Regions from separate parts of the Mus musculus genome. Here region 2 is linked to region 1. The links are chromatin contacts, found by Hi-C in ENCODE. All regions are on one chromosome and are shown on one strand. The core of a region is the stretch at or near the end of the contact, and the rest is flanking DNA. Distances in the headings are between cores, read along the strand shown. Region 1 overlaps Sik3 (SIK family kinase 3). Region 2 holds the start of Apoa4 (apolipoprotein A-IV).

The links. Hi-C counts contacts between places; a loop is a spot of excess contacts on that map.
Region 2: a map of adrenal gland shows a loop between it and region 1 (1.9-fold over the local background). The contact joins the promoter of Apoa4 here to the enhancer-like site in region 1. A Hi-C loop is called at or near these places in 9 of 37 maps with a recorded cell type or tissue (adrenal gland, gastrocnemius, heart and 1 more).

Annotation. Positions count from the first base shown.
Region 1 is chr9:46,192,991-46,200,192 of GRCm38, forward strand. It overlaps Sik3 (SIK family kinase 3), which reads left to right. Exons shown (of 25, transcript NM_027498.3): 7 at 1,173-1,291; 8 at 1,830-1,940; 9 at 2,176-2,319; 10 at 2,803-2,880; 11 at 2,994-3,103; 12 at 5,157-5,310; 13 at 5,562-5,717. Among named protein-coding and RNA genes, the nearest start is that of Apoa1, 32 kb to the right of the region's middle. Within about 2 kb of position 3,906, at least 1 of the 3 ENCODE cell types and tissues checked has a DNase peak (open chromatin) inside an H3K27ac peak, as active enhancers do; it is heart, where a contact is called at or near this core.
Region 2 is chr9:46,237,278-46,244,479 of GRCm38, forward strand. Apoa4 (apolipoprotein A-IV) reads left to right here and starts at 3,567. Exons shown (of 3, transcript NM_007468.2): 1 at 3,567-3,925; 2 at 4,191-4,317; 3 at 5,002-6,181. The coding sequence starts at 3,877. The coding sequence ends at 6,013.

The DNA of each region.
Region 1 (7,202 bases), core at 2,656-5,155:
AAGTCCCCCTTACCCACCCACCCCCAGACAGTTAAACTCTTACCCGCATGACAGGCAGCCCTCCATGAGAAGGCCTGTGGAGTTTCCATTTCAACTAGAGGACTAAGCATGGAGGCCAGACAGCTAAGAGAACTTCACTGTGGGAAATCAGACAGGAACTTTTTAGGCCCAGGACTTAACATTTTCATTTTGAGGGTCATGAGAAGAAACTGTAGAGTTATTAAAGTGGTGATGTTAGCCTTAGCCTTAGAAAAATGCCAGTGGAGACTAAGACAGACAGAGGCAGGAAGCCCGCTTGGGAACCTTTTCTGGCTGTCTCAGCCAGCAGCGACGGCTTGGGATGGACCCTTTGGCTCTGTAGGATTGTGGTTAACGGCACCAGGTCAGGGGTTAGGGGTAAATTCTTGGGGTAAACTGCTTACATTGCTGTGTTTGGATCCCTAGCACCCATGCAAAAGTAGACATGGTGGTACACACCCGAAATCCCAACACTGAGGGTCAGGATGCGAAGATCTCGGGTTCACCAGCCAGCTCATATAGTGGAGCTTCAGGCTTATGTGAGTCACTGTCTCAAAAAGTATATAGTGGAAACAATTAAGGAAGCCATCGTAGCGTTACCTCTGACCTCCATCCTTGTTCACATAGACAAATGACCCTGACACACATGCACACACCCATCCTTGTTCACATAGACAAATGGTCCTGACACACACGCACACACCCAGGTAGACATCCAGACTATTGGTTTGGATCTGACTGTGGCCTCTGGGCTGAACCTGGGCCATTTCTAAAGTGGGAAGGATGTTCACAAACTGCTCTTAGGTTTGTGGTGGGGCTGAGGTAGCAGTTGTAAAGCGCTGTGAATACGTGCGCAACGCGGCCTCATCACTGTCTGCCGCCTTCCCTATGACTGTTGCTCCAGCATGGTCATCAGAGCTCCCAGTTTACACATGAGAGCTTTTGTAAAGTGGGTGGCTTTGAAATCAGAATATAGGCTTCTGTTTTGGAACTCTCTCTCCAGGATAACCTGGAGTGTGAGTTGAAGGCAGAAGAGAAACAGAACTAAAACAGGGAGCCGAGACTCTACCTACTGCTCTTACATCTAGCCCTATCAGCTCTACCAGCCCCCCAGACCCCCCACTAGACTGAGGACAGCTGTTTGTCTGTTGCAGAGTGTGAGCACTTGATCCGCCACATGCTGGTGTTAGATCCAAATAAGCGCCTCTCAATGGAACAGATCTGCAGGCACAAGTGGATGAAGCTCGGAGATGCAGACCCCAACTTTGACAGGGTAAGCCGGACCCTTGCCTCAGGGAACTCCTGATTAACTCCTTCTCTTCTTCAGTGGTTGTGATCTGCCTAGGACCTAAAGAGATGAGCAGTAGGAACCAGCTGCTGGCTAAGACCAGTGGCAGGTGAATTCACAGGGAGCCGCGGGATCCAGCAAGGCTGTGGAGACAGTGATACTGGGCATTACCACAGAAATCATAGTTTGCTTTTGACTTCTGAGACAGCATACTCCCAGTTCTGCAGGTCACTGCCACCAGAGTGCCTTTCTTGTCTTGAGTGCGCTCCCTTCAACAGCTTCTGTCACATACTGCTGCACCCCATTATGATCACTCTCGTACCCCAGGAGCTCAGGAAGCAGCCCTGAGGGTTTTGTCAGCCCATAGCTGATTGCCAGAACTGTCTTGCTTAGACTTCGTATGACACCCACAGAATCTGCAGCAGTGGGGCATAGAACAGCTTTGTCAATGTGTATCCCATGCCGTGTTGATGTAGTTAACTGGGGTCTGACGGCTTGCCTCTATAACTGTATTATATTACAGTTAATAGCGGAGTGCCAGCAACTGAAGGAGGAAAGGCAGTCGGACCCCCTCAACGATGATGTCCTCTTGGCTATGGAAGACATGGGGCTGGACAAGGAGCGCACACTTCAGGTACCTAAGAAGGAGTGCAGAGCAGTGAGATAAGCGGCCCTTCCTCTTGCCTGCCTTTCCTGCAGTGTCCCCTTCCTGAGCTCGTGGGTGTTCCTGCTTTCCTCCCTTTCCCTCTTCCTTTGCCCTTCCTGGACCTGAGAGGGAAGGAAGGAGCTGCTTTGTGCTGTGCCGGTTGTGTCTGGTGTGTCAGTGAGGCGCCACCTCCGAGTCTCACTCTCCCTTTCTCTATTGGTAGTCATTAAGGTCAGATGCCTATGACCACTATAGTGCAATCTACAGCCTGCTGTGCGATCGACACAAGAAACATAAAACTCTGCGTCCCGGAGCACTTCCCAGCATGCCCCAAGCCATGACTTTCCAGGCACCAGTCAATCTCCAGGTGGGCAATGTCTCTGAGACCTAGGTGAGAAGAGGTTATACCAGGGCAAGGGCTAGCTACTGCTCATCAGCTTTTGGTCAGGAGAGATTCATATTCATCCATCTATCTGTATCTCCTCCCTTGTCAGAAGACCATCAAAGTCTGGGTCTTTCTTTGAGAGAAAGTCGCATGGCAGAAACAGTTGTCTTCTTCGTTTTGTTTAAAGAAGTAGCAAATCATTGTGAGATACCATTCTCCCTAAAGAATGCTTCCTTGCTGTGTTGCCTGAGAGCAGAAGAACCAGGCTTTGGCAATCAAGACTGCTTTGAATATAATCCTAGCCATTGGGAATCTGAGGCAGAGGAATGAGTTCAAGGCTAGCCTGGGTTACATAGCAAGAGCATGTCTTAGAGGAAGAGGTGAGGGAAGAAACTACTTTGAAAAGCTGTCATTATTTCTTCTAGTGTCTCAGGTCTCTGTGTGTCTGTATGTGCTGCTTTCTAGGCGGAGCAGACAGGCACTGCTATGAACCTTAGCGTCCCTCAAGTTCAGCTGATCAACCCAGAGAACCAAATTATAGAGGCAAGTAGCCACATCTGATCACTGTCAACTGAAACCACGTCTCTTCCCATAGCTACAATTCCTTTCCTTCCTTCTGAGTTACTTCTGATCAACTGTGTTTCCCTCCACCTTAGCCTGACGGGGCTGTGAACTTGGACAGTGATGAGGGTGAAGAGCCTTCTCCAGAAGCCTTGGTTCGCTATTTGTCAATGAGGAGGCACACGGTGGGAGTGGCTGACCCACGGTAAGTACCTGGTCAGCATCCTGCTCAGCCCTAAGTCAAAAGGTTCCGCCAGGGTGAGTGCCTCTTGTGGCACGTTTTCTGAGAGGCCACACTAGGCCATGGCCAATCTGACTAGTTATTCTCCCTATATGCAGTGCCTCTTAGCAGCCATGTGAGGAGAGTGTAATAACATCTTTGTTGATAGATGGAGTTCTTCTAGTCTAAGTCATCAGAAATATTCTGTAGTATTCAGTCACCTTTAGAAAAGTGTAGTAGTGCAAGCCTTTCATCCCAGCACTTAGGAGGCAGAGGCAGGAGGAGCTCTTGAGTTCAAGGCCAGCATGATCTGTATATTGAGTTCAAGGACATATAGAGAAACTCTGTCTCAAAAAATAAGTAAATAAATCTGCCAACTTTAGCAGCTTTTAGAGATGCTATCTACCTCGTGTTCTATATTGGAACTCTTCTAGAAAGAGGAGACAAGGTGGTGTGGCATCATTTATATATGTGGACAGTTAGAGGCACTTGCCTGACACAAGCAAGAATCAGGATTCAGTATCCTGCTTTGTCTCAAAATGAACAGGAATCCCAAAACATATTTCCCAAAGTGTTCCTTGAGGTCCTCGTGTTGGGGAAGTGGATTCAGGACCAGCTCACTCCATTTCTACTCTGCAGTCGAGACCTGTCAGCATGAGCGACAGCCCATCTTGTTGGTGAATGTTTTCCTCACTGAGCAGGAAAGAGAGGGTTATATATAGCTAGCCTTGTCCTGAGAGTTCAGCTCAGGGCGGAGCTGGCTTTCTTATGTCTGTCTTCTGAGTGGATCCCCAGAAGAAACGCCCATGCCTGCTCGTTTGCTTGTTTTCCGTGCTTGTTCTCGATGTGATGAAACAAGCAAGTGAGAGAACATTTGGGTTCCACACAGAATGTGTCACTGCCAACGAGGGGTGGAGTCCTGAGTCGTGATTAGTGGAAAAATCTCTTATTTAAAGTCTGCTGGGCATGACAGTCCCGAACATCCAGTTCTTATCTGTCCTGTCAGCATGGACGGTAGTAACCGAATTCTTTCCCTGGTGAATCAGTTGCTACTTCAGGCAGTCATTGTCTTAGCGGATGCCCTGTGCTCTCTAGAAACTTGCTGTTCCCCTCCAAGCTTTGAGAGCCTGGGCTAGAGTTGTGCCAGCCTGTGTGTCTCCTATTGGCTTTCGAAAGGGATCAATGAAGTAGACTCCCCAATAACTCAGAGTGAAATTCCACATAGGAGACAGACTCCACTTTGCTTTAGTGTCTTAGACAGAAATAGAAATTTAGGAGGAGTAACGTCCGGAAGGTGGTGCTTCTGCCGGCATAGAGACCTCAGTTCAGATCCTCAGTGTTCATAGAGAGCCAGCTGTGGCAGCCTCTGTTGTAACTACAGCTCTGTAGAGTGGAGACAGGCAGATGCACCAAGCTCACAGACAGCCTGACAACAAGCGAGACCGTGAGAGACCCGGGAGAGCATGGGAGAGGAAGGCTTCCTACCTCTGGCCTCCATACTCATGCATAGACATATGTTGGGGCACTCACATGCATTTACTATCGTACACACATAGACTACATCTGCACACACATGTATACACATATGAAAAAAATAGAAAAAGTCAGACAGTGGCACACACCTTTAATTCCAGTACTCAATAGACAGAGGCAGGTGGGTCTCTGAGTTGGAAGCCAGTCTGGTCTATAGAGCAAGTAACATGACAGCCAAGGAAGGATACAAAGGGAAACCCTAACCCAAAAGACCCTCCTACCCACCTCCAAAAAAGATTTGTGTGTCTGTATGTGTGTGTGTGTGTGTAAAATTTTTTTACTGTACTAGTTGTAGCGGTAGTATTGACTACTGTACTAGTTGTGGTGGTAGTATTGACTACTGTTCTAGTTGTGGTGGTAGTATTGACTACTGTTCTAGTTGTGGTGGTAGTATTGACTACTGTACTAGTTGTGGTAGTATTGACTACTGTACTAGTTGTGGTAGCATTGACTCAGACTTAAGCATTCTGAGTAACCACACTTCTCTCTTCCTGTTTCCCGTTAGCACGGAAGTTATGGAAGATCTGCAGAAGCTGCTGCCTGGCTTTCCTGGAGTAAACCCACAGGGTCCATTCCTACAAGTGGCCCCTAACATGAACTTCACGCACAACCTGTTGCCCATGCAGAGTCTGCAGCCAACTGGGCAGCTTGAGTACAAGGTAGGAGGCCATGGAAAGGACCTGCCCACAAGAAACAAACTTGATCTTCCCTTGGTAGGCTCTGACAGTTCTGTTCCAGTACTGGAGAGTTTCCTGAGGGAGGGGAGTTCCCTTCTGTAAACTGCTGTGGTGATGGGCGATATCTCCAGCCCCCCTCACCCCAGCAGATCCTCTCACTGTAGTAGATGAGGGTGGGCTGTTTACTCCGTGTTTTCCCATCTCACCACTGTATCTGCCTACTCTCCTGGCAGGAACAGTCTCTGTTACAGCCGCCTACACTACAGCTACTGAACGGAATGGGGCCCCTTGGCCGGAGAGCCTCAGATGGAGGCGCCAACATCCAACTGCATGCCCAGCAGCTGCTCAAGCGCCCACGGGGACCGTCCCCACTTGTCACCATGACACCAGTGAGTAGCAGCCCAGCCTGGCTTTCTCAAAGGTTTTTGATAAGAAGTCTGTAATAAAGGGGCTGGACTTGGCTGAAATACCCACAGTCCTCTCTAATACAGCATCCTGTGTTTTCTCTGACCTGCCTCCTCTTCCACAGAGACACCTCGGAGGACTTTCCCCAGCAGATGCAGTTCACACGGGCAGTGCTCTCTAGAATGAACTGCTTTTTAATTTTCATCTTATAAAGACAAGCTGGCAGGGGGTGCACACGTGCTTCAGTGCATTCGTGGGGCTTAAAGGACAGCTTTAGGGGGTCAGTTCTCCCCTTCCCCCTTCATGTGGGTAGTTCCTCAGGCTTGCAAAGCAAGCTCTTACCGCTGAGCACCTCACCAGCTCTCCTGTCGTCAGCACCACCTGACATTTCTGGCTCAGCCTCGGGTGATCGTGTGATTACATTGTGGCTCTAACTTCAGTCGGTGTCTCAGTCACACCATTTTGTATAATGGTGATATGCAAAGGTTTAATCTCACAGATTGGTTTCTGTTTATTTCTGGTGTGTTTCTGTCATGGTCCTGTCAGACTGAATAGTATCTCCACAGCCCTTCTGAGCTATTTGGGGGAGTATTGCTTGAAATCACATTACTTGGTGACTTCTGTTCACCGATCCATCGTGGATCAATACGTTTTAAAACACTCGGTTAACAGAAGCTCACTCTGGCTCTCTCTGCTTTACTTCTCCTGGGTTTGGTCACAGAGCGGTGTGTGAGCCCATGAGTCACGTTGTCAGTTGCACTGCAGTTCAGAAAACAGTTGCACCAGATCTGGTGGTGTGCTGGTTATGATATCAAAGCCGAGTTCCCCTGTATGGAGAAAAGCTTATGGAGCCGTGTAGTCCCAGCCCCTACAAGTCAGGCCAGGAGGGTCAGTGCAGCCTTGCAGCTAACCTGGTCTACATTGTAAGTCCCAGTCTAACCACAGCTACAAGGCAAGACACAGCCTTAAAAAACCAGCATGCCAGATTGAATGCCAAAGTGAATGACATGGCTGATGGGTGGCAGAGGCTCTTCATGGGCAAGGTTGGCATTGGTTGGCAAGGATCAGCATCAGCATTGTGGATAGTGGGGTGACTTCCTCTGTCCACTGGACTCGTTGCTGCCAAGGTCACTAACAAGCTCTTGTTGATAAATCCAGTAGGCATTTTTAATCTTTATCTTTTTGGATGGCTCAACTCTATTAGTCATTGTTGACCTTCCCCTCCTGCCCCCCTTCTCCGTAGTACTTTGTTTTTGTTTTTTGTTTGTTTGTTTTTGTTTTTGTTTTTTGGCTTCTGTAGTTATCCTAGGTTTTCCTTCGGCCAGTCAGTCCCCTCTGAGGTTTCTGCTCAGGATTGACTTAGCCACCAAGGCCCGTCCCCTTCCTTCTCTGGATGAGCCTGTCCACTTCCCGTCAGCTGCCATCTGGCCTTGCACCCAGGATGCTCTTCTGAGCTCTACACATCTGCA
Region 2 (7,202 bases), core at 2,317-4,816, 44 kb after region 1:
TAAAATGTAAGTTGTCCGAATTATGTAGCTTAGACATTACTAACTCCGTTTATGGCTAAAAACCAAAGGCCCAGTGGGGTAGAGACTGCTCAACACATGCCACCCAGCAGTGGAGAAGCTGGGTCTCAGCACCTGAGCTGGTCCTCAGCACCCATTTATACCCAAGCTTCCTCTGAGAAAAGTCCCTGGCGAAGCTGAGAGGGAACAAAGGTGGTACCAGGGCGGGGCACTGTGTGTCGTGGTGGAGGGAGATGCCATGTTCTTTTTTCTTCTCAGCCTGTTTCTTGTTCCTAGGCAAAGGGCACAGCAGGGATCAGATCCCAATCTGGGGTGTGATATCAAGTCTTTGGCCCTGAGAATGATTTAACAGGCTGACTGGGTCATTGTCCATTGGTAGGGAGGGTCTGGGAAGCCTGTCACCTCCCCTGTATGTAGAACATGGTCACTGAATCAAGAAAAGTCAAAAGATGCCAATAGAGAGTCCCAGCCATGCGATACTTAGCTGCACAGAAAACTTAGGTGTATGAATCCCACAGAGTGGTTGGCAGGCAGGTGATACCTTGGAACCTGGGCTCTGGGACTTAGTCCCTTCCAAAAACCCTTGTACCCTCTCAGCCATAGGAGCCTTATGGTGGCCTCTTGGTGGCTTTCTGGCCTAGGGTCCTCTGGGGAAAGGACAGTGTTCTTGACTTACAGACCCAGTCCCATGGAGGAAGGTAGCAGTGGGGGGGGGGGGGAGTTTCTTAATTTCTTTTCCTGTTGCTATGATACAATATCCCGACGAAAACAAAGTGAGGAGTTATCCTGGCTCACACATGGGGAGCCATGGTGGCAGGAACACGAAGTAGCCAGTCACATCACGTTTACAACTAAAAGCAAAGAGCCATGCAAAGCCAGTCCTCAGCTCGGCTCGCTTTCTTCATTTTGTGTGGTCTGGGATCCTTCATCCAACAACCCCCCCCCACCCCCTCAGGTGATTCCAGATTCTGTCAAATTGACAGTTAAAACTAATCACCACACTGTGGAAGATGTCTTGAACATTTGGGCTGAGAACAGCCCTCAGGAGTGGCTTGCCAGCCCTCCTCTGTTTGGCTAACAGCAGGTTGGGTGGATGAGAGCCCCAGGGCTCTACTTGGATCCTATAGGCAGATGGATGGTGCACAGCTACCAATCAGCCTTACTAGCCATGAGCTCCGTGTGAGCACAGGCAGAGACTGAGGGTCAGACAGAGACGTGAGTTGCCAAGACCACTTGACCCTCTGTGCCCGAGGCTGGCATAAGGTGGTCTGCTCTTTTTCCCCAGAAGCTGACACATAGGGTTCTCATTTTGCCTCACCCTCTATGCAAATCACCAGCAGATGCATATGAAGTATGCCCCAGTCTTGGAGAAGTCAATATGATGATTTATGACGCGCCAGGAGGCAATACAACCTCCCTGTAGGGGCTGGTGCATACGTGAGTGCTAGCCACACATGTGTGTACGATGACCCAGTCTCTTAGCTCAGAGCCAACTTCTGAACCCCTGGACAACTCAGATATCTATGCATATCTGACAGCCCGTCACTGGAAACCACCCTTGAACAAACTTAGGTAACACAGGTCTTCTCAGAGAGGGTATGAGTGGGCAAGCACCTCTGGACCTGTCCCACGCTGCTGGCACTTGAGAGACTCAGTCTGCAGGTTCAGGAGGTGGAACTGTAGCTGAGATGTCCTACGTGACTCATCCCCCATCAGTTCTGACCTTTGGGCACAGCACAGGCTGGACCAGGCATGATTAGGTAAAGCAAGATGAGGACCAATGGGTCAATGGTACACAGAGAGAAACCGTACATAGCTAATATTCAACGAGGAACCTAAGGGGAGCCAGACTATCTCACAGAATCTTCACAACGAAGACTCATCCAAGACCACACAGCACAGACTGTGTGGGATCCACGTGCAAACACAGGGAGTCGACTCCAGAGCCTGAACTCAGAAAACATTGAAAGACCACCAAGATGACTCAGTGAACAAAGTCACCCAGCCTGATGACATCAGTTAAAACCCTAGAACCCAAATGGTAGGATGAGAGAACAAACCTCTCCAGTTCTCATCTGACCTCTATACATGTATTGTGATGTATACATACTCACCCCTACCAAATATTAGTAAATAAATAACATTATCACTATCATCATTATTTTTGTTTGTTTTGTTTTGTTTTGTTTTGTTTTGTTTTGTTTTGTTTTGTTTTGAGACAGGGTTTCTCTATGTAGCCCTAGCTTCCTGGAACTCACTTTGTAGACTATGCTGTCCTTGAACTCACAAAGATCCACCAATCTCCACCTCGTGTGTGCTGGGATTAAAGGCATGTGCCATCACACCTGGCATAAATTAATTTTCTTAAACTCACTAAGCATGGCTGTGCTAGGAAGGAATGAGCTCGGGGAAGCTCGAGCCCTGTGGGGAGCCATGCAGTGCAGTGGGGCCCAGCAGAGGAGCACAGGTATCCAGCTGTCTTCAGTCCCATGAGACAAGCTAATCTGGACACATTTTAAAAAATGGATGGCAACACAGCAAATCAGACTGGGCACAATCGTGGTCTATTCTAATGGCTGTCATTTCACAAATGCTGTCTTGTGGATGGCAGTCAATGGGACAGTATGATGGATGCCCTCATCTAGTCCCTGGTGTGGTCCACTGAGGCTCCACACTGACCACAGCCTGGCATCTTGCCTGTGGATATCTGCTGCAATTGTATGTGTGGACACATGTGGAGTCTCAGTAGGAGACCTCAAAAAACTCACTTTCCACAGCAGTGTCTGTCACCTTCTGTGGGGGGGGGGGGGGTGGGAAGAGAGAGAGAGGGAGAGAGGGAGAGAGAGAGGGAGAGAGAGAGAGGAGTCACTCTGCATGGCTCTTGCATATGGCTGAGAACAGTGGGGCAGCAATCAAGCCTTAGCCAGCCCTGCTCTCTCACTGTTGCCTCTAGCCCACTTGGTGACCCTCTGAGGGAAAGGGTGGCTCTCCCTCTGCCACTGTCAGGAGAGGATCAGGTTCTCTCCTTCCTTCCTGTGCTGATGCACACAGAAAATCATTGTCATTAATTTCAGCCCTTACTCTGGGCTAAGCTCCCTGCAGCCATCTCACAAGTACCACCTAATTTAATGTAACAAACTACACATTGTTCAAAAGAGAAACTTGAAGCTTCATGATAACTGGACGGAGGTGAGCCAGCTTGACAGTCATGAGATACAAAGCCCACTATGATTAACTCCTTTGATCCTGGGTTCTGATCCTCTCCTGACCAAGGGTATCACAGACACCTCAACTGAGGCTCACTGTCTGCTGCAGCCCTATGCCATCTCTGGGCCTGGTACCATCTCTGTAGCTGATGTTCTGAGACAAAGTTCAGGTTGGTGGCAGCTGTCAGACTGGTGGCTGTCTCACTGGGGTGGAAAGAGGAGACCTGGACCTTGTTCTCTCAGACTGGCACAGACCCAGGGCTGCCAACCGGGCCTCTGGGGCCTCAGTTCTGTTCAGGGACTCCCCTAGACTCCCAGGCTCATTCCTCCTGAAGTTTCTGGCTATCCTTCCCAGCCTCTTGGACAGGGTGGAGCCAACTCAAGAAGACTGCTTCCCTCTGCTGCCTGTGTGCTGTCAGCTTCCACGTTGTCTTAGGGCCACTAAAGTCCAAGAGGCCTCCTGGGAGTGTGTCACCTTCCAACGTGGAGTCACACTGGGGAGGAGGCGGGGAGAGAGGGCTGGAGGGGCTTTAAATGAGTGGCTGGCCTTGCCTGCAGTCAATCTGCACAGGGACACAGGTACACCGTTTCTTCTGACTCCGGGAAACATCCAGTGTAGCCGAAACTGTCCCAGCCCAGTGAGGAGCCCAGGATGTTCCTGAAGGCTGCGGTGCTGACCCTGGCCCTGGTGGCCATCACCGGTGAGTAGACACTGCACCTGGGAGGCAGCAAGAAAAGCCAGCTCTAGAACTGGCGGACAGCTCGGGGTGGCCTTGTATTTGCCCAGCAGCTCATAGGAGAACAGGCCTTTGTTCTCCCTGGCACTTGTGCTCCCTGGGTTATCCCAGGGATGGGGCAATGGTTTGGGTTATCCAAACTCCAACATTATCCAGCTCAGAGCTGAGGCAGAGGGGCCAGGAGAGAGATGATCCTCATAAAGTTGCCTTCTGCTCTCTCTCTGCCCAGGCACCCGGGCTGAGGTCACTTCGGACCAGGTGGCCAATGTGGTGTGGGATTACTTTACCCAGCTAAGCAACAATGCCAAGGAGGCTGTAGAACAGTTTCAGAAGACGGATGTCACTCAGCAGCTCAGGTAAGTGCGATCAGTCTACAAGGCGAGGCTTGAAGCCCATAGCTGACCTCAGAGGTGGGACACTGGCTCCTGGAGTTCTTCTGTTCTCACTAAAGGAGTCTTGCCTCCCTGGACCTAGATTGTCCCTGTAAACAGGAAAGCTGGACCCAGGGATCCATCCCTATAGTTCCTTCCTATCTGCATGTGCTAGAGTTTGGTAAATAGCCAAATCCCATCACAAACTCTTAGCAGGAAGAGGAAAGAGACGTGTCCTGTAAGGACATGAGGTTCTGGGCAAACAGGGGAAGGAGGGCTGGTATTTTGGGGGACCCACTGAGCACATGCAAGGACATCAGACCCTGTGCCACTGGAAGACATGTGTTGCACAATGTGACCCTGGGAGGGGAGTGATGCCAAAGTCCAGCCCCATTCTTTATCCACAGGTAAGGAAAGCAAACTTCTCAAGTCACATGGTGGGCAGATAAGGATGCAGAGGCTCAGCAGAAGCCTTGCAGATAAAACTCCAAAGTCAAACTAATCCTAGGAGATTTCCTGAAAGCATGACCTACCCCAGGGGAGGGTCAAAGGGACAAGACGGAGGTCTCTGTTCCCATGGACACACTCCTGACCTAAGCAGGTGTATAGAGCTGAGTGTTCTACAAGCGTATCTAATGGTGCTTCCTTGTCTCCATCCTTTCCCTGAAGTACCCTCTTCCAGGACAAACTTGGGGATGCTAGTACGTATGCTGATGGGGTGCACAACAAGCTGGTGCCCTTTGTCGTACAGCTGAGTGGGCATCTAGCCCAGGAAACTGAGAGGGTGAAGGAAGAGATCAAGAAGGAGCTGGAGGACCTACGTGACCGCATGATGCCCCATGCCAACAAAGTAACCCAGACGTTCGGGGAGAACATGCAGAAGTTGCAGGAGCACCTGAAGCCCTATGCCGTGGACCTGCAAGATCAGATCAACACACAGACCCAGGAAATGAAGCTCCAGCTGACCCCATACATCCAGCGCATGCAGACCACGATCAAGGAGAATGTGGACAACCTGCACACCTCGATGATGCCCCTTGCCACCAACTTAAAGGACAAGTTTAACAGGAATATGGAAGAGCTCAAGGGGCACCTAACCCCCCGTGCCAACGAGCTGAAGGCCACGATCGACCAGAACCTGGAGGATCTGCGCCGCAGCCTGGCCCCTCTGACGGTGGGCGTGCAGGAGAAACTCAACCATCAGATGGAGGGCCTGGCCTTCCAGATGAAGAAGAACGCGGAGGAGCTCCAGACCAAGGTCTCCGCAAAAATCGACCAGCTGCAGAAGAATCTGGCCCCGCTGGTGGAAGACGTGCAGAGCAAGGTGAAGGGCAACACGGAAGGGCTGCAGAAGTCTCTGGAAGACCTGAACAGGCAGCTGGAGCAGCAGGTGGAGGAGTTCCGACGCACTGTGGAGCCCATGGGAGAGATGTTCAACAAGGCTCTGGTGCAGCAGCTGGAACAGTTCAGACAGCAGCTGGGTCCCAATTCGGGGGAGGTGGAAAGCCACTTGAGCTTCCTGGAGAAGAGCCTGAGGGAGAAGGTCAACTCCTTTATGAGCACCCTGGAAAAAAAGGGGAGCCCAGACCAGCCTCAAGCCCTCCCCCTCCCGGAGCAGGCCCAGGAGCAGGCTCAGGAGCAGGCTCAGGAGCAGGTGCAGCCCAAACCTCTGGAGAGCTGAGCTGTCCCTGGTGCCCTCAGCCCATCACAGCAGCAGACACCTGTCCTGCCCCACCACCTGTCTGTCACTCTGTCCCCAGGCACTTCTTGTACCAGCTTGAGGACACATGTCCTGTGGGAGGTGAAGCCACATCTCGCTACTCAATAAAGCAACTGAGAAATTAGCCCCATCGGGTTGCCCTGTGATTCCTTGGGGGCTGGCCTGACGTAGGGAGGAAATCAAGGCATCTGGCTGGGGACATGGGGGTGAGGGGTGGGGCCGGTAATGAGCCTTCGGGTGGGTCAGGGGTTGGTGTGCTAGAGAGGAGAATGCAGAAAAGACGCCAGTCTATCAGAAAACAAAACACGCATCCCGTTCACAGCCTGCAGAAAACAAAACACACATCCCGTTCACAGCCTGCAAACAGTTATCAAACGCCCTTGAGGTTCCAGTCAAGATTCTGAGCACTAGTCAAAACAGCCTTTGTGGCATTGTGTGCCTGAAGACCGGGCTTGGTGTTGACAGGGACACCTGGAGGGCAGCAAGACCCAGTCCCTGACCTTGAAGAGTTTACTGCACGGCAAGTCCCTTCTTGAACATGCCTGTGCCTTTGAACTTATTTATACAAAAGTAAGCCACTCTGTCCCACTGTAAAGTACTCATGTTTGCCCCGGAGTTTTCTCCACCTATGGATAAATCTGTTGACTCCAGAGCTGTATAATAGATGCCACGGGATATGAACGAGCCTTGGCAGCCAAGGTGGAACAGGCTTTGCCCAGGAGCCTCCTGATGGGTGGCTTGCCTGTCTATGACAAAGCTGGTGGTCGCTGGGGCAAAGAAATGAACCCATCAGAGGACCCCAGTGGTTTTATGGGGACAGCCAGCCACAGGAGGCTGCAGTCTCTGGAATGAATTTTCCCTGCCCTTGGAGACTTAGAGCCTCCCTAAGGAGGGAATCTCAGAGTAGAGTAGTTCAGGGATTCCTTCCAAAAGATTTCACATACTGGCTGTAGCCTCTGCCTCAGGTCTGCAAGTCAAACCCCTCTGCCTCAGAATGGGTAAAGTTCCCCTGGGATGGACTGGAACATGCTGTGGGTGGTCCCAGCTGCTCTGGCCTTCTCCCTCCCTTCCAAGGCGTCCTCTGTGTGTCATAAGCCCAGACCTGGGTTTGCATCCTAGTTTCCTGATACTTCTACTGGGTGATTTGGAG